2 separate regions of the Homo sapiens genome follow, and region 2 is linked to region 1. Evidence: read pairs that join two places in POLR2A ChIA-PET (ENCODE). Cell type or tissue: PC-3. All regions are shown on one strand. Region 1 overlaps NRDE2 (NRDE-2, necessary for RNA interference, domain containing). Region 2 has its middle 58 kb from the start of LINC00642.

Evidence for each region. ChIA-PET counts read pairs that join two places held together with the same protein. Peaks named below come from ENCODE experiments on the same cell type or tissue, not always from the same donor. Only the 100,000 strongest peaks of a DNase experiment are listed, where the experiment ranks them.
Region 2: POLR2A ChIA-PET joins it to region 1 with 14 read pairs; 3 of 35 experiments call an interaction of 5 or more read pairs at or near these places.

What each region holds. Positions count from the first base shown.
Region 1 is chr14:90,316,722-90,320,721 of GRCh38, reverse strand. It overlaps NRDE2 (NRDE-2, necessary for RNA interference, domain containing), which reads left to right. Exons shown (of 14, transcript NM_017970.4): 2 at 2,609-2,717; 3 at 3,911-4,000. Among named protein-coding and RNA genes, the nearest start is that of NRDE2, 13 kb to the left of the region's middle. In PC-3, no CTCF peak of the experiment used is centred here; no DNase peak of the experiment used is centred here; H3K27ac peaks cover 352 bases.
Region 2 is chr14:90,511,405-90,515,404 of GRCh38, reverse strand. No RefSeq gene overlaps it. Among named protein-coding and RNA genes, the nearest start is that of LINC00642, 58 kb to the right of the region's middle. RefSeq lists enhancers at 1,446-1,740, 1,727-2,239, 2,458-3,290. In PC-3, no CTCF peak of the experiment used is centred here; DNase peaks (open chromatin) are centred at 1,194 and 1,644; H3K4me3 peaks cover 317 bases; H3K27ac peaks cover 2,911 bases.

The DNA of each region.
Region 1 (4,000 bases):
TCTTTCCCTTTTTTCTGTGCTGTTTAATATGCCTTTCTTTCTTTGGGATTTTCCTTCCTTCCTCTTTTCCTTCTTTCTCACAAGTATTTGTTGAACACTTACTATAAGCCAGTGATTAAAACAGTACCTGTTGTCAGGAAGCATACATTATGGTATCTCCTCCATACTAAGATGCAAATACTGATATGGTTTGGCTCTGTGTGCCCCTGCAAATCTCATCTTGAATTGTAATCCCTATAATCCCCATGTGTCAAGGGAGGAACTGGTGGGAGGTGATTGGATCCTGGGGGCAGTTCGCCCCATGCTGTTCTCACGATAGTGAGTGAGTTCTCATGAGATCTGATGGTTTTATAAGGGGCTCTTCCCCCTTTGCTCTTTACTCTTTCCTCTGTTGCCACCACATCAAGAAGGTCCTTGCTTCCTCTTCACCTTCCACCATGATTGTAAGTTTCCTGAGGCCTCCCCAGCTATGTGGAACTACGAGTCAATTAAACCTCTTTCCTTTATAAATTACCCAGTCTTGGGTATTTCTTTATAGCAGTGTGAGAACGGACTAATACAGTTACTTAAGGAGCTAGTACCCAGAATAAAGAACTTCTGCAAAGAAGATCTGTGAATGGCTAATAAACACATGAAAAGATGTTCAGCATCATTAGTCATTAGGGAAATGGAAATCAAAACTACAGCAAGATGACACATCATACCCACTAGGGTGACTATAATAAAAAAGATAATATGACAAAAAAGGATATGGAGAAACTGGAATTCTTATACATTGTTATTGGGAATCTAAAATGGTACAGCTACTTTGGAAAACAATCTGGCATTTCCTCAAAATGTTAAATATGAGTTACCATATCACCCAGCAATTCCGCTCCTAGGTATCCACTCAGGAGAAATGAAAATGTGTCCATATGAAAACTTGTACATGAATATTCAGAGTAGTAGTATTCATATTAGCTAAAAAGAAGAAATAACCCAAGTGTTCATCAACTAATGGACAGGTAAAATGTGGTAAATCCATAAAATGAGATATTTGACAATAAAAACGAATGAGGTAGTGATACACACTACAGCATGGATGAACCTTGAAAACATTGTGGTAAGTTACAAAAGACCACGTATATTATATGAGCTTATTTATATTAAATGTCCAAAATAGGCAAATCTAGAGAGATAGAAAGCAGGTTAGTGTTTGGCTAGGGGTGAGGTGGGCGGGGCAGGGAAACAGGAGGTGGGTGATAGGAGTGGACTGCTAATAGGTCTGAGGTTTTGTTTTGGGATGATGAAAATGTTCTAAAGTTATGAAGATGACCACACAACTCTGTAAATATACTAAAAATCTGTTAAATTGTACATGACTAATGGCTGAGTTATGGTATGTAAATTATATCTCAATAAAACTGTTCAAAAATGCAGTCACCCTCCTCTTTTGTACCTTCAACCATTTAACGGGTTCTTCCTCTTTAGGATATGAATAAGCTCTGGCCTCCCATCCAAACAAAACAGGACAAAATACAAACCCCCCGTGGGCTCCCTTGCTGCTGCCATCCCATGTTTTTTTTCTTCCCTTCACAGCTAAGACTCCTAAAAGTTAGAAAATAAGTAATTTAGAAATCGTTCACTGTAGAAAAGTAAGAAATTAGGGGTAAGCAGAAAGAAGAAAATCTTTAGACATTTAATGTAATCACCTAGAGATAATCATCACAGTATTCACATTTATATAATTTTAGCATTAAAAGTTAACATCTTAGGTTTTTATTTCCAAAGAAGAGTACTATTATAAGGAAAAGTTTGTTAAGTTAGTGTACTAAGGTAGAACATGGAATATTTTTTAAAAGATCTTAATCTTCTGTAATAATATTAAGCATGGTGGGCTTTTATGCATGATTTGATTTGCTTTTGTTTTGTTTTGTTTTGTTTGAGATGGAGTCTAACTCTGTCATCCATGCTGGAGTGCAGTGGCGTGATACCGGCTCACTGCAACCTCTGCCTCCCAGGTTCAAGCAATCTCCTGCCTCAGCCTCCCGAGTAGCTGGGATTACAGGCGTGTGCTACCACACCCGGCTAATTTTTTTATTTTTAGTAGAGATGGTTTTTCACCGTGTTGGCCAGGCTGGTGTCAAACTCCCGACCTCAGGTGATCTGCCCTCCTCAGCCTCCCAAAGTGCTGGGATTACAGGCATGAGCCACCATACCCAGCCGATTTGATCTTTTAACTTTTAGGAATTGTCTGAATCAAATTTGAGGTCATAAAAACCTAATGCTTTGGAAGCATTCACACTCATTAGACAGTGTGGATGGATGGAATGCAAAATGCCTTGTTGCCTTTTAGCCCGTACTTGTTACATGGCTTTTGCTTAAGCTGCAGTTTGATATCACGGAAGGATTTTGGTCTAGAATATTTTAGAGGGTATTAAAGCCATGCCCTGTGAAATAAAAATTTCATGGATTCTGTTCAGCTTCTGTGGACTTTGGACTGACTGTTCAAAACGTCTGGCTGGCATTGGCTGTGAATTAGGATGTCAGCTGATAAGATGGATAGATCTCCTGCTTTAGAATCATATTGAACTAATTTCATTGATCTTTTCTCCTTTTGCCTGTGCAGAGTTAGACTGGCTGAGCAACCCAAGCTTTTGTGTTGGATCCATAACGTCCCTGAGCCAACAAACTGAAGCAGCTCCAGCCCATGTTTCTGAAGGGTTACCGCTGACAAGGTAGTTTTTGTTTGACAGATGTGTTTTCGTTTTTGTCAGTTTACTGTCTATAGCTTAGCTGAAATGAAGCTCCTTAGAAAACTCTAATAAAAGAGGTATGTAAAACTCTTACTTAAAGTAATAAGGTGATCTTTGACTATTTTCCCTTACCTCTTGTATTCTTTTTTTTTTCTTTGCTTTGCAGTGGCAAGTACATGACACAGTTAGTGCCTGTAATTAGGCCAAGAGGGAAATGGCATCATTGTGATTCTCGAGTAACTTTACTAGCCTCATTAGTAACCTTTAGAACATCATAATTCAGGTATTTTTTTAGTTACATTTTCAACCCTTTTGTAAAAATAGAGAGGGAGCTTGTATAAGATTAAAAATGGCATCAAAACGTCAGGGAAAGCAAGATGGCACACATCTCTCCTCAGCTGTGAAAGAATTTTGTTTTAGATCATTGAACTGAGAAATAAGCTGTCTTACAAATACAGACTAGATTTCATTAATAGGGTGAATAGGTTGTGAAACCCGGTACTCTAAATGTGTAAGAAGCCTTTGGAAATTGAGAAGAGTTGATGTATGAGAGGAAGTTGGTAGATATTAGATATTTCAGTAATGAGGAAGAAGAGCTCATTGTCATCTCCAAAAACAAGGACCACAATTAAATGTTTTGGTTTTTTTATTAACAACATGTTGACATAATATGTGGCACTGAAAATAAACCTTTTTATAATGATTTTTTTTGAAAATTATTATTATTATTTTTAAAATAAAGATGAGGTCTTGCTACGTTGCCCAGGCTTGTCTCAAACTCCCAAGCACCTTCAGCAGTCCTCTTGCCTTGGCCTCCCAAAGTGCTAGGATTATAGGCATGAGTAACCACACCCAGCCAACCTTTAATAATGTCTTAAAAATACTATATTTGTTAAGTGGTAGGTTACTTTCATTTAAAGATGTATAAATAAGAAAGTATAGGTTTAGAAACTATTAAAATTGGAATTTCTTCACCTGTTATTATTTTAGATCCAATTCCTAAGTCTTGCAGGTGAGGTGTAATCCAGTAAGTTACTGTGTAATATATGGGCAAATAGTAAATCTGTGTGAACATTTATATAGTTCCATCTTAAATATTTGTTGACTTATTTACATAGTATTATTTTTCCTACATCTTTTTAGAAAGTAATTTTAAAGTTGATTTTCCCAAACAGGAGTCATCTGAAATCAGAGTCTTCAGATGAAAGTGACACTAACAAAAAGCTCAAACAAACAAGTAGAAAAAAGAAGAAAGAGAAAAAGAA
Region 2 (4,000 bases), 190 kb before region 1:
ATGCTAGAGGTCAAAAGTTAGTAAGGGGTGGCTGGGCGTGGTGGCTCATGCCTGTAATCCCAGCACTTTGGGAGGCCAAGGTGGGCAGATCACAAGATCAGGAGATCGAGACCATCCTGGGTAACACGGTGAAATCCTGTCTCTACTAAAAATACAAAAAATTAGCCGGGCGTGGTGGCGGGCGCCTGTAGTCCCAGCTACTCGGGAGGCTGAGGCAGGAGAATGGCGTGAACCCGGGAGGCAGAGCTTGCAGTGAGCTGAGATCGCGCCACTGCACTCGGGCCTGGGTGATAGAGCCAGACTCCATCTCAAAAAAAAAAAAAAAAAAGTTAGTAAGGGGCAGAGCCTTCATAACCAACTTGCCCATGCTGGGGGAAATGTTTCTAATCTTTTTAATAATCTAATGGGGGGGTGCAGAAAATCTGAATGTTGCTTTTATTTTCATTTTTGTTACTCATCAGGTTGATTTCTATTTTTTGTTTTTTTCTAAGTGTTGATAAGCATTCATTTTCTTTTTTAAGAGATGGAGTCTCCCTCTGTCACCCAGGCTAGAGTGCAGTGGCACCTGCAACCTCGAACTCCTGGGCTCAAGTGGTCCTCCTGCCTCAGCAGCCTGAGTAGCCAAGACTGCAGGCACACACTGCCATGCCCAACTCACTTATTTCCGTTTTTATTAAAAAATTTTTTTTTTGTAGAGATGTGGTCTCACTGTGTTGCCCAGGCTGGTCTTGAACTCCTGATCTCACGTGATCCTCCCACCTCGGCCTCCCAAATAGCTGGAATTACAGGCATGAGCCACTGTGTCCAGTCTTAATTCTTTCATGAGTTACTTCTTAGCCATGTCTTTTTCTCATTTTTCAACTGAGGCCTTCACAGTTTATTGATGAATTATAGTGCTTCATACACCGTGGAACTAGCCCTTTGTTTTAGAGAGGGAGGCCCTCTAGGCAGGGATTGCACCATCCTCACCCCATTTCCCCAGCCTGGCATGGAGTCGGCTGCCAGTACCTGGGGTTCCAGGAGGCGTGACACCTCATCATTCAAAAGGGGGCTCTGGAAGCTCCTAGCGCTTGACAGGGGCCCGACCGATTTATCATCAACTCTAATGTCTGGTCTGCCCGCTTGGCCCAATAATAACTCCCTCTGTTTGCTCAGAGCTTGTAAAGTTTAGAATGAACGTCCTCACACACTCATCTGATTTGATGCGCACGCAGCCAGGTGAGCCAGGCGTGATGCATGAGCCCCTTGTTAGAAATGAAGAGACTGGGACTCGTAACACAGAACACGCCAAAGCGCCCATGGCCGAGACTGACGTCCAACTCAGGGCTTCTTGGTCTAAGGCTCACCCGCTCCATCTCTGAGTGACAAACTCAAATCAGGGGCCTCTCAGAACCCCAGTTTGCTGGTCAGAAGAATGGGGTGGAATTTTCTGCCTGCAGAGGACAGGGCCCTCTAAAGGCCTGGCTCCCTGACACGCCTGGAGACTGGCACACAGCAGTCCTTGCACCCGCCCCGTTCCCCACCCAGTCAGGCCAGGGCTGTGGGCCAGGCCAGCCTGCCTCTCAGAGAGCTCCCAGCTGGGGCTGAGCTCAGGGAGGGAGCCAAGGGAGCAGCGAGCAGCGAGCAGCGGGCGGCACAAGGGCCCCTTTGTGCCTGTTGCTAAGGGCCCGGCTGTATTTACTCACCTTCAGTAAACAGGAGGTGCTGGAGGCCCCGCTCTGTTATGACAACTTAAAGAGCATTTTCTTTCCTTCCTCAGCTGCTCATGCCCCAGGTAGCTCCAGGTGAGTCCCCACAGTGGAGGGGCTTCCCTGGGGCTGAGCTGGAGCTGAGTGGCAGGGCTAGGGAGCATCAGAAGGGTCACTTGGCTCAGCTCTTGAGGCTCTGATGGGGACGCTGACACTGGAGGGGGTCCCTGGCCCAAGGTCACAGGGGAGGGTCAGGCCAACATAGGCCTGACAGCTGCGGTCTGTCCTCTGCACAGAGCTGATTTGGGAAGCGTCCACCTGTCCCTCACACACTGGTTGTCAGCGTTTGGCTAAGTCCCCAGGCCATTCCCCGGGGAGGTTAGAGGGAGGCTGCCCAGCTCACCTCCACCCAGAATTTTCTGGAACCAGGCCCTTGGAGGCAGAGAACAACTTGAGTCATGGTCATTTTTTAAGGGTCTTAATGTCTTACCGACACATGGAGATCACGTTATAAGAATCATAATATTGTTTGTAATGCTTATGGTGAACAAATTACCACTTTCAGCCCCCACTGGGGCAATAGCCTAGTGGTAGCTACCAAGTAGATACAGGATTTATTTCCGACACATCCAGGTTTAGGAGCCATAGGAGGTGCGTCCAGTGATGGGACCCTCCCTGGTGGCTGTGAAACAAACTTCCTCTGGCCCTGCAGACATCGTGGTTGTGCCTGAGTCTGTAACCTCCTTTGGAGAGAATGTCAAAGGCTTATGTTTGAGGCCCTTAGTGTGCAAGAAGGCTCCTGTGACAGGCCCAGCCCAAGGCAGCCGGCAGCCAGGTCTCCTGCGTGACCTTTAGCCAGTGCTCACCCCCTCTGACTCCCTTCCTCCAAGGGAGGGGTGAGCTGTGCTGGGGCTCTGCCTCTCCCCACACTGAGGGCTTGGAAGGGCTGGGGTGGAGGCATTTCTGGACTGGAAAGTGATCTCCAAGAATCCCTATGACCCCTGGGCAGGTGCCTGGGGGCTTCCAAAAGGCGGGAAGCTTCTCCTGCTGGAGTCCCACCCTCTCCTCCTGCCGCACACAAGGGCTCTGTGTACTTTGGTGTGGCCTGGACTGCAGGCAGGGAATCCTTTGGGGGAACCGAGCTGCTGTGTGGATTTCCTCCACGGTGGGGGCAGCCCATCCTGGGGAGGCCTCCTTGCCCCAGGGCCACCTCGTCCTGGCAAACAACCCACAGCTCAGGGTTCGGCCTGGGGTGGCTGTGATCCTGGCCCAGTGTTCTTTAAAAGAGTCAGCTCTGGCTGCCAGCCTGGCAGGGGAAGGTCAGGGGCACGCAAGAGCACACAGGCTGCCTCACCTGGGTTGGCGTGGCTGGGTTTGCCCCCAGAGGAAGCTCACCCTGCAGTCTGGGGCTCCCACCGGGCCCTGCATCTACCCCTCAGCACATTGCTCTGGCAGAATCAAATCGTGTCAGTGGGAGCTTCTGAGTGAGCCTCAGACAGATGGTGAACAGCAAGGAGGGGGCAGGGCCCTGTGGGGCTGAGCCCTCCCCCAGGCCCAGCCCTGGGCCCCCAGAGCTGGCCTTATTGTCCTCATTTACAGATGAATAATCTGAAGCTCACAAGGCCCCAGGAAGCATGGGGACAACATAGGGGACAGTGCTGTGTCTGGAGATGGGCCTGGAGCAACTGTGTGTCCCATCCCTGGCAGCTGCCTCTCAGAAGGAAGCCGAGAGCCCCACGTGGCCATCCATCGGCCACATGACATCAAGCACGTTACTCGACCTCTCTGGGCCTCAGGGTTCATAAATAGTACCCACCTTATGGGGTTGCGGCAGTTAGTGAATTCATACTTTTTAAGCACTTAGCATAGTGCCAGAAATAATCATTACATACGTTTCTCAAATAAAACAAATATACTGTAACGGGATGATGACAATGAGAATGGCGACCATTACAGGACGAAACTGTCTTGGAGAAAGCAAAACAGCTCAAGCCTGCAGACCTCAGAGAGTTCTTCTGCTAAGGTGCCTCTAGGGTGCCTGGATTCTGGGAGAGGGGTCACTGCCTAAGGTGATCTGGGCTGGACTGGTCCCTGGGCCACTGTCTGGGAGTTCTCTGAAGGCCAGGTGGCTCACAGCCTTCCTCCTTGGCCTTCCCTGATCTCTGCCCAGCCTGGCAACTCACTTCAAGGTGCTGTTAAGACCCTTTTCTCCTGGGCACTCAGCCCTGCTGCAGGTGTGACGTCAAAAATTGATCAGCCTCTGCTAATCTGACCCAGGTGGGGTTCTCTGTGTATGGCTCTGTGCTGGGCAC